Regions from separate parts of the Homo sapiens genome. Here region 2 is linked to region 1. A link is a contact called in ENCODE POLR2A ChIA-PET data. All regions are on one chromosome and are shown on one strand. The core of a region is the stretch at or near the end of the contact, and the rest is flanking DNA. Distances in the headings are between cores, read along the strand shown. Region 1 overlaps B4GALT1-AS1 (B4GALT1 antisense RNA 1). Region 2 overlaps NFX1 (nuclear transcription factor, X-box binding 1).

Region 1 (4,819 bases), core at 1,177-3,676:
CCTTTATCCCAACCTGTACACAGGTGCCATGGCACTGGGTCCAGGCCCTGCTCAGTGACTTTGGTCATCCATTTCCAGCAACATCTATACCCAAGACAGGATATGTCTACAGTCTGTTGGGATAGGTTATTTGCCTCAAGTGCTGCTTTCTCAGATCCTAGAAAGGCCAACAGAAGCCTGGCAACTGCCTTCAATTGCTGTATCTTAAAATTGTTGGAATATCCCATAACTAATTGCTAATTAGTTATTGCCATAATAATGCTGCTTAGCAAATAACGACCAAATTGAAGTGCCATACAATAATAAAGCATGTATTTCTCTCTCAGGTGTCCATGGATTGGCGGGGACAGCTCTGCTTAAGGATGTAGTAGCTCTGCAGGTTGGCTAGGTTAGTCTATGGCATGTGTCTCTATTTCTTCTGTGATGCCCACCAAGGGCATGTTTTTCACATGGCACAAGATGGGTGAACAAAAAGCCCCAATATCTCATAAAGCCTGTGGTTGGAATGGTCACTTCCACCCACATTCTATGAGCCAAAACAAGTTGATTGGCCAACCCAACATTATCATATTCTGCCTCTAGTGGGAGAAACTTCAAAGTCACATGACAAAGGGACTGGATATAGGGAGTGGTGAAGAATTGGGAATAATGCAACCCTCCATGAATTTTTCTTTTTCTGGAGCTAGAATGGTGGCTGGGAATTGTACTCCAGAACAGCTCACAATTTGTAATAAATCTGGTCTCTTTTCCTCCAGTTTCCTGTTCTTCCCAACCTGCGCTATGGACTTCATCAGATTTCAGCATCAGAGAGAATATGGAAGGACATCGACCCTAACTTCATCCAGTGAGGATTTCCACACACCATACACTCTCTGAGAGTTCTCTTGGCTTTGTGTGCACACCTCCAGTGACAGGGAGCTCGCTATGTCATGAGGCAGCCTGCTCCCTTGTGGCTATCACTGAACCAACTATTAAGCCTTCTTATACAAACAGTCCCTGACTTACTGTTAGACTTACAACTTTTTGATTTTACAGTGGTGCAAAAGCAATATGCATTCCATAGAAACTGTATTTCAAATTTTGAATTTTGATCTTTTCCAGGCTAGCAACATATGAAGACCAACCTTCTATTTTTAAAATAGGCTTTGTGTTAGATGCTTTTGCCCAACTATAGGTTAATGTAAATGTTCTGAGAATATTTGAGGAAGGCTAGGCTAAACTGTGATCTTTGGGAGCTTAGATATGTTAAGTGCATTTTCAACTTACAATATTTTCAACTTACGATGAGTTTATTGGGATGAAGCCCGTTGTAAGTAAAGGAGCATCTGCATTAAGCTAAAATCCATGTCTATAACTTCCTCAGTAATATCAAGTTTGTTCCTTGGAGCCAGAGAATAAACTGAATCCTTTTCCACGTGATGGTCTTTCTGTTGTTTAAAGAGATCAGCCATGTACCTTCTCCCAACCTGAAGACAACTCCTCACCAGGCTACCTATCAATTCTACCTCTTTTTTTAAGAGATGGGGTCTCACTATGTTGCCCAGCCTGGTCTTGAACTCTGGGCTCAAGTGATCCTCCCACCTCAGCCTTCCGAGTAGCCAGGATTACAGGCACACACCACCATGCCCAGCTCCATTTCCATTGTTCTTCATGCTTCCTTATTGAGTTCCTTCCCTGTCCCGATTATTCGTCTTTGATTGGGCTTTGACTACCTGGGCATTTAGTAGGGTCCATAACTGAATGCAGCATTCCAGCCGGGGTCTAAGCAACAGAATAGAGCAGGACCATCATCTCCGCAATTTCCAATATCATACTTTCATCAATGTCTTCCGAAACAACATTCACTTTTTTATGTTCATGTTAAACTAAAAGACAGGGCTGAAGGCAGCATCCTGGAACAGTGGAAACATTCCTATAAGTTGACTTGAATCCTTTAAATAAAGTCCATGTACCAACCAGAGTTTTTGACTATTAAAACAGTCAATTATAACACTGCTCTGCCGTGGCCACCATTGCCCATGATTATTTAACACCACTGCTACAGGACCGTTCATGCTGCTGCTGCCTCCATGAATAATTTCGACACCATTCCTGCCTCTTAGCGTCACTCCTAAGAATTCAGAGTCTGCAGTGGGAATGACCGAGCCAATTCACATGCTTGAGCCCTAGCTGCTAGGTAGGGGAGGAACGAATCTTCCCCTTTCTGCCTCCATGGTGGGAGCTAGGGCATTGAGCCCTCCAGTACTATATACACTGGAAAATTTTCCAAAATAAGATGGGGGATTGCCTGTTGAGTGACAAGTATAATGGCAAAGGTTCATTCCAGTCATTTAAAAAAGTTCAATTTCCCTTTAATTGTACTATCATCCAACCCATATTTTCCTTTTTAGTCACAGGAATAACATGCCATAGATTGTTAAAGGCCGACCCAGTTTGCCAACAGACTATCAAATGCAGCACTGTGATCTGGCAGTTTAGGGACCTGTTAAAAAAAGAAATGTGATAGTCTTTGCTCTGGCTTGTTCTGAGAAATCTCCACTTCCTTTACATCTTTAAAAGTCTATCCTTGGCCAGGCACAATGGCTCACGCCTGTAATCTCAGCACTTCAAGAGGCTGAGGCAGGAGCATTGCTTGAGCCCAGGAGTTCAAGATTAGCCTGGGCAACATAGTGAGACCTTGTCTCTATTAAAAATAAAAAAAATTAGCCAGGCGTGGTGGTGGTATGTGTCTGTAGTCACAACTACTCATGAGGCTGAGGTGAGAGGATTGCCTAAGCCCAGGAGGTTGAGGTGGCAGTGAGATGTGATTGCACCACTGCATTCCAGCCTGGGCAACAGAGCAAGACCCTGTCTTACACACACACACACACACACACACACACACACACACAAACTATTCTTAGATAAGAGTGTAGTTTGCAGAATCAACGTCTTCCTGTAATGGACAGGTATTGATTTTTTGTGCCTCCTCTTCAACATTACTCCTTCTGTTAGAGACTCCCACTCTTCCCTATGTGGTTGGGACAGGCTAACTACGGGGTCGCTATGGCCTGGGTGACTTATATCTGGCCAATCAGAGCACTATACCCCTCTGGCCACAGTTGATTTGTTCAAGGATCAACATGTGGCCCAAGAAGGACTAATGAGCAATGTCCCTTCTTCTCCCAGGACTTCTGCTGCAAATGTTGAGTAAAAGGCTTTTCCTTTCCTCTGGAATGGCCAGTCTGGAGTAGCAAGGGTGCTGTATTAGTTTCCAAGGACTCCTCTAACAAATTATCCAGACTTGGTGGCTTCAAACAACAGAAATTGATTCTCTTACAGTTCTGGAGGCTAAAAGTCCAAAATATCAAGGTGTCAGCAGGGACAGGCTTCTTCTTCTTTTTCTTTTCTTTCTTTTTTTTTTTTTTTAGATAGGGTTTCACTCTGTCACCCTTCCTAGTAGCTGGGACCACAGGCATATGCCACCATGCCCAGCTAATTTAAAAAAATTTTTTTTTGTGGAGACAAGGTCTCACTCTGTTGCCCAGGCTGGATACGCTCCTTCTGAAAACTCTAAGAAAGAATTCTTTCTTGCCTCTTCTAGCTTCTGGTGGCTCGCAGCCATCCTTGGCATTCCTTGGCTTGTAGCAGCATCATTCTATTCTCTGCCCTCATCTTCACATGGCCTTCTCTCTGCCTATGATTTTCTCCTGTTGATGTGTCCTCTCCTCTTATAAGGAAACCAGTCATTGGACTTGGGCTCACCCTAATCCAGTATGACCCCATCTTGGCTTAACTAATTGCATCTGCAAAGACTATTTCCAAATAAGCTCAATTCTGAGGTTTCGGATAGAAATGAATTTTGGAGGTACGCTGTCCATCTCATTACAGCCATTATATGGAAAGAGCCTATCTGAGAAATAAGCCAAAAAGGAAGCTAGAGGGTTACGCCCTGGTATGCTGTATCAGACTCCCCCTGGACTGACCAGTTATGTAACCTGGTGAATTACTCCTCCCTTTTTTCCCCCCATAAGCTGATTTGAAGTAACAGAAGGAAACTGATTACCACTCCTCCTTTTGCAAAATTAAAAAATCATTTACACAGGACTAATGTTCCAAACTTCTCCCCGCTATATTCATCCTCCAAAAGTCTCTGACAAGGATTGAGCAATTTCATTTGGAAATTCTCTTAGTGCCTTGGATTTACTTCATTTGGCTAGGAAACTAACTTATTTTGACAAGCGAGATGATCTCTTACAATGTCTTCAGCCATTCCTTATAATTTTTATTGTGGAAAATTTTAAAAATATACAAAAATAGAGAAAATAGTGTAAGTCTCCAAGTTCCCATCACCCCACTTAAAAAAAAAATCAACATTTAGCCATGTTTATTTCATCTATACCCCCAACTTCCCTCCACCTCCTGCAGGATTAAAGGAAAATTCAGATAACATGTACAGTAGTACCCGCTTATCCATCGCTTTCCGATGTCTCAGTTACTGGAGGTTAACCGTGGCCTAAAAATATTAAATGGAAAATTTCAGAAATAAAAAATTCATAAGTTTTAAATTGCACACTGCTCTGAGTAGTGTGACGAAATCTTGCCCTGTCCCTTGCCATCCCACCCAGGACATGAATCATCCTTTTTTCCAGCTTATCCATACTGTGTATATTGCCTGCTCATTAGATAGCTACCCATTAGTAGCTGTTTTGGTTATCAAATAAAAAAAACATAGGATGATACCCAAAGGACTATAAATCATGCTGCTATAAAGACACATGCACACGTATGTTTATTGCGGCACTATTCACAATAGCAAAGACTTGGAACCAACCCAAAT
Region 2 (4,819 bases), core at 1,413-3,912, 140 kb after region 1:
CGGCCTTATGGACCAGATAGTGTTCTCTTAATTTAGAGGTTGCTTCACTCTGATGCTGTTCTTGGAATGTGCTGCAGAGGCACTATGAGATATTAATAGTTTAACAAGGCTTTTTTAATTTCTTCCTATGGTAAAGCTCTTAGGCGGGTCTTAGAGCTGCTGTATGAACTATACTCATTTCTGCATAGGTCTGATCAGTACTCTATTTGGCCTCCCAGATTACAGGCATGAGCGACTGTGCCAGGCCCGCATTTTGTATTTTCTTATAGATTATTTGTGACATTTTAAGAACCCATACATGTTACTAACGTTTTGTTTTTGAAATTTTCTCTTCAAGTATGCTATTGCGGCAGCACCTCCCGAGATGTGTTATGTGGAACCGATGTAGGAAAGTCTGATGGATTTGGGGATTTCAGCTGTTTAAAGATATGTGGCAAGTAAGGTTTTACGTTTTCTTCAGTTGAACTAAAGCTGCACTTTATGCAACAATTATGTAATAGTGTGTTTTCTTAACAGGGACTTGAAATGCGGTAACCATACATGTTCGCAAGTGTGCCACCCTCAGCCCTGCCAGCAATGCCCACGGCTCCCCCAGCTGGTGCGCTGTTGCCCCTGTGGCCAAACTCCTCTCAGCCAATTGCTAGAACTTGGAAGTAGTAGTCGGAAAACATGCATGGACCCTGTGCCTTCATGTGGAAAAGTGTGCGGCAAGCCTCTGCCTTGTGGTTCCTTAGGTAACTAGTAAGCGTAAAGTTGGCTTTAAAAATATTATTGTAAATGGTTGGCAGCAGTGAGTGTTTAAGCAATGTAGAAGTAAGTGCTAGTTACAATATCAGAGGTTTCTAAATATTATGATCATATTTATGTAGGTACGTTTTCTTTCCTCCTCAACATATACTTGTGAAAACCCATACATTTGCCCAAATGATCTCTCTGATTCAGGTATTTTATTGTTAACTCTGGACAACTGTGGTGAGTTACTGTTCCATAGGGGTTATGATTTCTCTTAGGAGCCTGTACTGTAATGAACACTATATGTATTTATACCAATCCAGGGTTCAGCAAGTGTTGAAAACCCTTTTCACATAATAGGAACATGCTAAAATAATTGTGGGTGAGACAGAGTCTGGTTTGGAGACAGAGTCTCGCTCTGTCGCCCCAGCTCGAGTGCAGTGGTAGGATCTCAGCTCACTGCAGCCTCTGACTCCTGGGCTCAAATGATTCTTGTGTCTCAGCCTCCCAAGTAGCTGGGACTACAGGCGCACACCACCACGCCCGGCTAATTTTTGTATTTTTAATAGAGACGGGGTTTCACCATGTTGACCAGGCTGGTCTCGAACTCCTGGCACCAAGTGATCCACCCGCCTTGGGTTCCCAAAGTGCTGGGATTACAGGTGTAAGCCACTGTACCTGGCCAAAGAACTAAAATTGTAAGTACAATAGAACCTCAGCCATTTAGATCATTCAAGGAATGTCAGCCTCTGTAGCTAAGTTTCCCATCTAGCTGAGGATACGAGGATAGCACCTATTGAACATCATTTTGGATGAATATTTTTCTTTTCTTTTCTTTTCTTTTTTTTTTTTTTGAGACAGAGTCTCGCTCTGTTGCCCAGGCTAGAGTGCAGTGGCGTGATTTTGGCTCACTGCAACCTCTACCTCCTGGGTTCAAGCAATTCTCCTGCCTTGGCCTCCCGAGTAGCTGGGATTACAGGCACCTGCAATCATGCCCAGCTAATTTTTTTTTGTATTTTTGTAGAGACGGGGTTTCACCATGTTGGCCAAGCTGGTCTTGAACTCCTGACCTTGGGTGATCTGCCCGCCTTGGCCTCCCAAAGTGCTGGGATTATAGGTGTGAGCCACCATGCCCGGCTGGATGAATATTTTTCTAAAATTTACATTTCATGTTTAAACAGAGTTTACTGAAGGTGTTGTAATTTTTCTCTCATTGACCCAGAGTCATCATTTTTATGAACTCCAGTTACTGTATTACACTGAATGCAGTGGTGCCCTTGGCCTGCTGAGGTTTCTCAGACTGATGCCCCATACCAATGAGCAGTTTGAATTGTTGTATCTGCTTGTTGAAGCTTTTTGTTGTTTATATTCTTATCAGTGCTTTTAGTATGCTTGCCTGTCTACTTTTAGTAATTCCCCCTTTCTTCTGATTTGTGGCTTCTGATTACTTGAATATAGAAACCAGAAAAAGCTCATTGGAATTAGATACAAAGTAATACTATACTGAGCCTATCTGACTCAGTCTTTTGGGAATGTATGTCTGCAGTTTTGCAATGACTTGGCAACTTCTCTCCTGAGTGGGTGTTGAAAGGCCATGCATTTAGAAAAAAATGGAAAGTAGGCAACTGAGATTGAATAGGAAAATTATTTCTAAAACTAACCATGTATCTTGTGAGGTAAAGCTAGAATCTTTAGGTTTGGTTTCCATTTCATCAAAAGGAGAGAGTTCACATTTCTTTCAAGTGCCAGCGTGAATCAGTGGGAACACCCTACTTAATCCTTTTTCTCAATCTGACCTTAAAATTGTGTATAGAGGAGAAGTGCTGTCTTCTTGTATTTTAATATACATTCCAGCTGCATTAGGAAAGCCAGTCATCTGTTGGTTCTCTGCTTGCCATGAAAATGTGTTTATGATATGGAGATCAAATGACTAGTAAATCAAATCCCCTTTCGGAAAGCACATGAGTCAGTTTTATAAGAATTTCACATATAATGACCAGAAATCCTACCCTGGCACTCATGTATCCTGTTGGTGATGAGAGAAGAAGGAAATGTGAAATGGGTAATGCAAAGGGACTTGAGCAAGAGAAGGGTAGTAACTGGCAGTAACAGACCTTGGGATGGGACAAGACCAGGTTAAGGGATAAGAGGGTACCTGCTATACCTCAGCAGGTATCATGGAAAACCTTTAAGGAAATAGGCTGAGTTGACTGAGAAGCTCAGAGACAAGCGTGTGGCTAGCGATAACAATGACTGTCAGGTTTGTTCAGACCTAGCTTATCTATAGAAAGCTCGCTTAGGTCTTTTGTATCTCACTCAGTAGGAAATTTCCATCCCAGAGACACAGCTTCAGTATAAGAGACTGGATAGAGTTCTACTTTAAAGATGGTAGCATGAAGAGCTCCCATAGATCTGCTTCCCAGTAAAGCAAACAAAGCTAGGGAAAACTATAAAAAAGCAACCATCAAGGCTGGGCATGGTGGCTCATACCTATAATCTCAGCACTTTGGGAGGCCAAGGTGGGAGAACTGCTTGAGTCCAGGACTTTGAGACCAGCCTGGGCAACATGGCAAGACCCTGTATGTACCAAAAAACATTTTTTATTTACCTGGGTATGGCGGCACGTGCCTGTGGTCCCAGCTACTTGGGAGGCTGAGGCAAAAGGATCATTTGACCCTGGGATGTTGAGGCTGCAGTGAGCCATGAATGCAGCACTGCACTCCAGCTAGGCTGACAGAGTGAGACCCTGTCTCAAAAAAAAAAAAAAAAATCAACCATTTAAAGTTTCTGGAGGCTGGGTGCAGTGGTTCACATCTGTAATCCCCCACACTTTGGGATGCTGAGGTGGGCAGATCACTTGAGGTCAGGAGTTCAGGACTAGCCTGGCCAACATGATGAAACCCCGTCTCTACTAAAAATACAAAAATTAGCCAGGCATGGTGGCACATGCCTGCAATCCCAGCTACTCGGGAGGCTGAGGCAGGGGAATTGCTTGAACCTGGGGGGCAGTAGTTGCAGTGAACTCAGATCATGCCACTGCACTCCAGCCTAGGTGACAGAGTGAGACTCCATCTCGAAAAAAAAAAAAAAAAGTCTCTAGAAATTGCCCTAAGAGCATACCTCAAATGAAGACATATTTATTCAACAAAATCTTCTAAAACTCTGGTAAACAACAGCAAGAGTCTGTGGCATTGAGCCCTAGCTAGTTCCTTCCTCCTCCCCTCAGCTCAGCTTGACAGATCTCCACTCAGGATAAGTGTGGACAAGAAGATGGGGCTTCTTCTCCCCTCAGCTCCCAGTCAGGTTTACCATATCTCACTGGGAAGGCCACATTGTCAACATTTCTCTACCCCTCCAACTCCAAGTTGAAGAGGCTGAAATTCTGGTGAGTGCAGCTGAGCAGTTAGGGCTCCCTTTCTCCACCAAGCTCCCACTTACAGAATGGAGGCTTCATCCCATTTGCAGCAGAATACTGGAGCCCTAATCGTCCTCACCCCAGCTCACTCGTAGGGCAGAGGTTCCACTGAGAGAAGCAAGCCAAGAAGGCAAGAGGCTACTATCCCACCCAGCACCCAGAGTAGTGCCTCAGAGACCTTTCCCAGGGCGAGAGACAGTTCATAACAAAAGAGAGCTCCGAGGTACTCTCCAAAGGAACTGACTTTATTTGAAACAGTGTGGGGAAGTACAGGCCTAAGGACACTTTAGAAAATGATAACATACCTTAAAGAACAGTAACTAAACTGTAGGCCATCTAGTTCATCAGAGAGAATCAGGGAAAGGTAGCTAAGAGGAGCCCTCTTCAGGTCAGAACAAATCTCAAAGACTTACAGCAAAGACTATTCCTTCCCAAATTTAATTGGATCAGACTGCTGAGCAATTGATGCCCTGGAACATTGTCAAAAACAATAGAACTGCAATTAATGGATCCTTGAGACTGAGCGTAATCCAAATAAGGCACACAGTTTAACAGAGAGATCGGGAATCAAGACAAAGAGAGCCCTGCTTGAAACGACTGTCATTCCAGGGTCAGTTTGTACCCCTAAGGTTGTGCCATCCAAAGAGTGACACCAGCGGCTACATACTGTAG

What was found. ChIA-PET counts read pairs that join two places held with the same protein, here RNA polymerase II (POLR2A).
Region 2: POLR2A ChIA-PET joins it to region 1 with 11 read pairs in A673. The contact joins two enhancer-like sites. POLR2A ChIA-PET finds 5 or more read pairs at or near these places in 4 of 52 experiments (A673, AG04449, H1 and 1 more).

The regions. Positions count from the first base shown.
Region 1 is chr9:33,178,570-33,183,388 of GRCh38, forward strand. B4GALT1-AS1 (B4GALT1 antisense RNA 1) reads left to right here. Exons shown (of 3, transcript NR_108110.1): 3 at 756-1,414. It also overlaps a transcript of B4GALT1 not described here. Among named protein-coding and RNA genes, the nearest start is that of B4GALT1, 14 kb to the left of the region's middle. Within about 2 kb of position 2,427, at least 2 of the 41 ENCODE cell types and tissues checked have a DNase peak (open chromatin) inside an H3K27ac peak, as active enhancers do.
Region 2 is chr9:33,318,394-33,323,212 of GRCh38, forward strand. NFX1 (nuclear transcription factor, X-box binding 1) reads left to right here. Exons shown (of 24, transcript NM_002504.6): 8 at 338-437; 9 at 517-734. Among named protein-coding and RNA genes, the nearest start is that of NFX1, 30 kb to the left of the region's middle. Within about 2 kb of position 2,663, at least 6 of the 41 ENCODE cell types and tissues checked have a DNase peak (open chromatin) inside an H3K27ac peak, as active enhancers do.